2 separate regions of the Homo sapiens genome follow, and region 1 is linked to region 2. Evidence: chromatin loops called from intact Hi-C (ENCODE). Cell type or tissue: Calu3. All regions are shown on one strand. Links, peaks and the distances in the headings refer to the core of each region. The heading gives the core; the rest is flanking DNA.

Region 1 (2,917 bases), core at 215-2,714, 300 kb before region 2:
CCTTGTGCATAAATCTTTGATCATATTTCTGATAATTTGTTTAGGATAAATGCCCAGAATTGGAACTACTGGCTCAAAGATATGAACATTTCTTAGGTTCTTGATATATAATGCCAAATTGCTTTCCAGAAAAACTGAGGCAGTTTATAGCCCTACCAAATTTTACCTACATTGAAAAATCCTTTTCCCCTTAAGATATATGCTGATTTGATTGATAAAAAAAGTTACTCATTTTTGAAATTATAAGAAAGGTTGAATTTAAGAAATGGTTATCAGCCACTTGTACTTCTCCTTTGTAAAGTTCTCTCTTTCTTTTCTTTGTCTCTACTGTCCTGTTACCTTACTTTTGCCATCTCTGAGTAGATCAGTGTCTTCAGTGGGTGTGCCACTTGGCCAAAGACTCCTTACTTCTCTTGTTACCCTCTTCACTTTCCCCCTTATTTAATCTTTTTCCACTCTTTAAAAAATTTATTTTTTAATTTTTGAGACAGAGCCTTGCTCTGTCACTCAGGTTGGAGTGCAGTAGTGCAGTCATGGCTCACTGCAGTCTTGAAGTTCTGAGCTTAAGCAATCCTCCCACCTCAACCTCCCCAGTAGCTAGGACTACAGATGTGCTCTACTGCACCTGGCTAATTTTTATTTTTTATTTTTTGTAGATTACAAGACAGCTCAGAGGTTCTCTCATAGGACAGCAGAGGCTGAACCTTGAAGGCAGGTCACAGGGTCTCTCTGTGTTGCCCAGGCTGGTCTCAAATTCCTGGCCTCAAGTGATCCTCCTCCCTTGGCCTCCCACTTTCCTACTCTTTTAGATTTCTGTTGCAGGGCTAAAGAAATGGACAACCTTTGGATAAGAGCCACCAAGCCCTAAGTGATGTTCAGAAAGGAAAGCCCAGCAGCTACTTAAATGGGTTCAGGAACATTTGGGATTTTTCTCTCTTGAAGTTCTTTTACAGCTTGGGGAACTCCCAAGAGGACTGAGACATTGTCCTGTTTGCCTCTGCATTTCCAGCGCCTAGAACAGAGCTGGTGCATACAGAAGGCAAGCAGCTCAGTGCATATTTATTGAATGAACAAACAAAGCCTTCTCAAAGTTCAGGTTTCTTTGCCATGCTTTGGGGCTCCTGACCTAGAGCTCAAGAGAAGAAAAAAAAAAAACACGACAAGGCTGCCAAGGAAGTTTGAAATTAATCTACATTTTGCAATTTGTACAAAAATGTAATTAGATTCCTTCTCCAGAGGCAATCCATTAATGTAATCAATGATTGCAGTTACTCAGTATGTAACCTGAAAAAAAAATTGCTGATGCCTCAGAAAAATAAACACTTGCTTAGTAAAATAATTCCGCACCCAGTGCCAGCCATTTCCTGTTTTCTTTTTCTATTTGACATGGTATCTCCTCTGCAGCATTCCTATTTAGAGACGGAAGCAAAGCCTGCTCCCTGGGGGCTGGAAGGGCCCTCTCTGCCACTGCATCTGCAAGGTGGAGACTTGCTGCTGCTTGGTGGAAACTGCACAGTGGCATGGCTCCCTCCACTGGCAGTTCTCCCACGGTCAACTAGCTGGGCTTCAGATAACTGACCACATGATCTAGCCTAGGCAGCATTGCTTTTTCTTTCTTTCCTTTTTCCCATCAACTTTTATTTTAAGTTCCGGGGCACATGTGCACGATGTGCAGGTTTGTTACATAGGTAAACATGTGCCGTGGTGGTTTGCCAAACCGATCAACCCCTCACCTAGGTATTAAGCCCAACATCTATTAGCTATTCTTCCTGATGCTGTCCCTCCCCTTGCCACCCCCAACCCTACAGGCCCTGGTGTGTGATGTTCCCCACCCATGTTTCCATGTGTTCTCATCGTTCAGCTCCCACTTATAAGTGAGAACATGCGGTGTTTGGTTTTCTGTTCTTGCAATAGTTTGCTGAGGATAATGGCTTCCAGCTCCATCCATGTCCCTGCAAAGGACATGCTCTCTTTCCATTTTATGGCTGCATAGTATTCCATGGTGTACATGTACCACATTTTCTTTATCCAGTCTATTATTGATGGGCATTTGAGTTGACTCTATGTCTTTGCTATTGTGAATAGTGCTGCAATGAACATATGCATGCATGTATCCTTATAATAGAAGATTTATATTCTTTTGGGTATATATTTAGTAATGTGATTGTTGGGTCAAGTGGTATTTCTGGTTCTAGGTCTTTGAGGAGTCGTCACACTGTCTTTCACAATGGTTGAACTAATTTACATTCCCACCGACAGTGTTAAAGCATTCCTTTTTCTCTGCAACCTTGCCAGCATCTGTTGTTACTTGACTATCTAATAATTACCATTCTGACGGGTGTGAGATGGTATCTCATTGTGGTTTTGATTTGCATTTCTCAAATGATCAGTGATGTTGCAAACTAAATCCAGCAGCACACAAGCACAGCATTGCTTTTTCTATACATTTTAATTCTTAGTTGAAATAGAAGTAAAAATATGAATTAAATGCCAATAAACCCATGTAACCTTAGAGGCTCAGCTTCCTTACTTCCTCTTTCTGTAGCTTTCTTCTCCTGCCAGAAAGCTTTCCCTGGCTCCATGGTGTTCATGGATCTCCAGCCACCCTACTTTTACCAGCAGGCAGGGCTGTGTCCCATTAGGAGCCCTGAGCCCCCTGCTACAAAGCCCTTGGGGATCCAGCAGTCATGCCCCAAACTCAGGAAGCAGGAGATTAGTAATGGAGGCACCACAGCCTGATTGAGAGAAGCTTGAGGAGATGATCTGAGTACAGCTGTGAGCTGCCCTCCCTAAAAGCCAGAGGGGAGTGGATGATGCCACTCCCTTAGGTGGAAAGTTCTCTTGTAACTTGGAACAGATGGAGTGAGAGTGCATTGATTCGAATGTGGTCATCCTGGAGAAGTGTGTTAGTTCTGCG
Region 2 (2,917 bases), core at 207-2,706:
GCCTCCCAAAGTGCTGGGATTACAGGCATGAGCCACAGCACCCAGTCACCTCCATGTCTTTTAATTGATAGGTTGATAGCTCATTTCTTTTCATTGCTGAGTAATATTCCAATTTATAAGTGTATTCCCAACAGACTTTTTACTTAAAAAAAAATGACCAAAGACTACATTGCCTTAGAGTTCAATTAAAATAGTATCAAGAGCTATGCGAAAGAGAAAAAAAAAGGTGAAGAATGGAAGATGGATATGGGAGGATGGACGGAGGCTATAGGCCCTCATGCAGATGTTGTGTTTTGGAGGAGGGAGGGATTCTGGGCTGGTTGTAAATATAAGAAACACAATATATCCACTCTATCCCATCCTTGAAATACAGCTTAGCTGCCAGCAGCCTGATCCCCTAAGTGCAGAGCCTGAGCAGTCACCCTAATGCACCGTACCTGGGTTCGGTACTAATGGCAGATCGAGAAAGAAATGCTAAAGTTATGTGTCTCTCAAACCACAGCACTACTAGCTGTATGCCTGATCCATAAGAGCATGCAATAGGCTGGGTGTGGTGGCTCACGCCTGTAATCCTAGCACTTTGGGAGGCCGAGGCAGGCAGATCACCTGAGGTCAAGAGTTCGAGACCAGCCTGGCCAACATGGTGAAACCCTGTCTCTACTAAAAATCCAAAATTAGCTGGGCGTGATGGCGCGTGCCTGTAATCCCAGCTATCCAGGAGGCTGAAGCAGTGAACCTGGGAGGCGAAGGTTGCAGTGAGCCGAGATCGCACCATTGCACTCCAGCCTGGGTGACGACAGCGAAACTCCGTCTCAAAAAAAAAAAAAAAAAAAAAAAAAAAAAAAAAAAAAAAAAAAAAAAAAGCATGCAGTAGATGCTTGAATGAATGGTTGAAGAAGCACAGGATAGGCCGCCAGACTTGGGGACTGAGGGAAGGTGGAGGGAGGAGGCAGAAAGTGAGGGTCATTAATGATCTTTTCATAAGGCCTTTGAGAGACTATTGCCAGGCCCCAGACCCCCTTTACAAACTGCTGAGCACTGCAGGGGGACTATTTGCGTCAGACTCAAGCCAAGACATCTCCAAGATCCCTGACAATAAAGCAAACACTAGGCTGGCGCTGGCTAATAGAGGAACCCAGAGGGAAAAACGCTTTTCTGTTTATGGACAATTCTCCTTCTACAGCCGGATCTTCAGCGCCACCTAGTGGTGTGCTCTTCAGGCTGGCTGCACTACCAAAGCAACCGACTAAGATTCAAATGCCTTGGTTTAAAGCTGCAAGGATTAAAACTTTCCTCTTAAGGTCTAAGATAAGAGACTATGTGGGCATAATGAGCAAATTGAGAGCTTTAGGATTCACATCAGAGAATTCTAAGTCACAAAACTTAATCTCAGCAATTACATACACAGTTAGTAGTAGGATTTTGTAGTTGCCCATACCGTTTTGCAGTTTTGGACATTGAGTAGTTTTGGACAATGAGGCCAAGATCAAAAGTTAAAGCCGTGCAAAGGAAATGCAGCACCAAGAAGGGAAAAAGAGAATCTGATCCAGCCCCTGCCGCCAGGCAGGGGAAGTGTTATTTCCATTTCATATTTAAAGCAAGTAAAACCCTACGAAATGTCCAAGGTCAAATGTCCAATATATGAGGCAAGAACTTGAATTGTGTGGAGTGTGCCTTTTCTTTTGCTATGCTGCTTCAAAGTACCCCTTTTCTTTCAATATTTGCTTTGTTTTGCTACAATTGCACTGATATTCTCCTACCAATGGATCAATAAGCTTCATTTCTATTCTAAACTCACAAACTACAGTGTTCCCCTAAAGGCTTGGGTCATTCTGTCTGTCTCATGCAGGAACTAGAATTCCCTAGAATGTTCATAATGTGAATGGCAATTCATGTGTTATATATACATTAAATATCTTATGTATAATGTTAACTCATATTCCTTTTACTTGTTAACTGACCTTAAATTAGGTCAGTTTCTATATGTAATACTGTAAATATTAATTAGATTGCAGTTAATTTGTTGATAATTCATGGTGATTATATTAGTTATACAATTCACAATGAAATTTTAAAATCTGCCTTTTCTTTAAGAGAATGTGGTTTGGAATTAAATGGAGAACTTACATTTATTCAGCATCAGATATTGACTAGGTGATTTTACATATACTAATTTAATCTTTATGATTAACACTATGAGGTAAGTCAAATAATTATCTTTATATAGATGAAGAAAGAAAGACAGAAATTGTAAATAACCACCCCTAGATAGACACTAAACAGAAGAGCTGGAAATTGAAAGTGGACTTTCTGTCTTGAAGTCAAGTAGTATTTCTACCAGACCTCTTGAATCCACTAGACTCGAAGTCCAGAAGTCTGAGTTTTATTTCCAACTTAAATACCACATACAATGCTGTGTACTATAATATCCTTTTGAAAATTCACTATGCTCATTTGTATATCCACAGTCCTATTGAATTCTAATATAAACATACATGTTTAGCAACACTCATGGAATTATTGTTCTTTCTCGGGGTTTTTTTTTTTGAGTGTGTACGTATATCTATTAACTCTCCTCTGAAATAGTGCTCTATAAAGCACACAGTGATTAGTGCTGGTCTGGAAGATAATATGCTGGAGAGCCTGATTGGAGCGATCTGGACTAGAGAGATAGCTGTGAACTGAATGAGGATTCAGTCTTCCAAAATAGTCCTTGGGCACACTTGCCAAAAACAGCTCACAGCATAATTTTGTTTTAAAATACTTGTTTGTAACCTTGCTTGTTTAAGAAAGAATTAATGTAGGAGAACAGGATTTCAGTGGCATAATGGTTATCACCAGGGCTCTCAATGAGAATGTAAAACGTATCTATGGCCTCCTCTCTCTTCCTTTCTTTGACATCTCTCTCCTCTTCTTG

Evidence for each region. A loop is a pair of places that touch in the nucleus more often than their neighbours do. Peaks named below come from ENCODE experiments on the same cell type or tissue, not always from the same donor. Only the 100,000 strongest peaks of a DNase experiment are listed, where the experiment ranks them.
Region 1: a loop joins it to region 2, with 2.6 times the contacts of the local background. A loop is called at or near these places in 6 of 110 quality-filtered maps.

Annotation. Positions count from the first base shown.
Region 1 is chr7:141,230,171-141,233,087 of GRCh38, forward strand. All of the region lies in intron 2 of TMEM178B (transmembrane protein 178B), which reads left to right. Among named protein-coding and RNA genes, the nearest start is that of TMEM178B, 160 kb to the left of the region's middle. In Calu3, for the core only: no CTCF peak of the experiment used is centred there; a DNase peak (open chromatin) is centred at 1,511.
Region 2 is chr7:141,532,308-141,535,224 of GRCh38, forward strand. All of the region lies in intron 1 of AGK-DT (AGK divergent transcript), which reads right to left. Among named protein-coding and RNA genes, the nearest start is that of AGK-DT, 18 kb to the right of the region's middle. In Calu3, for the core only: a CTCF peak has its summit at 1,215 (motif pointing left); a DNase peak (open chromatin) is centred at 1,174.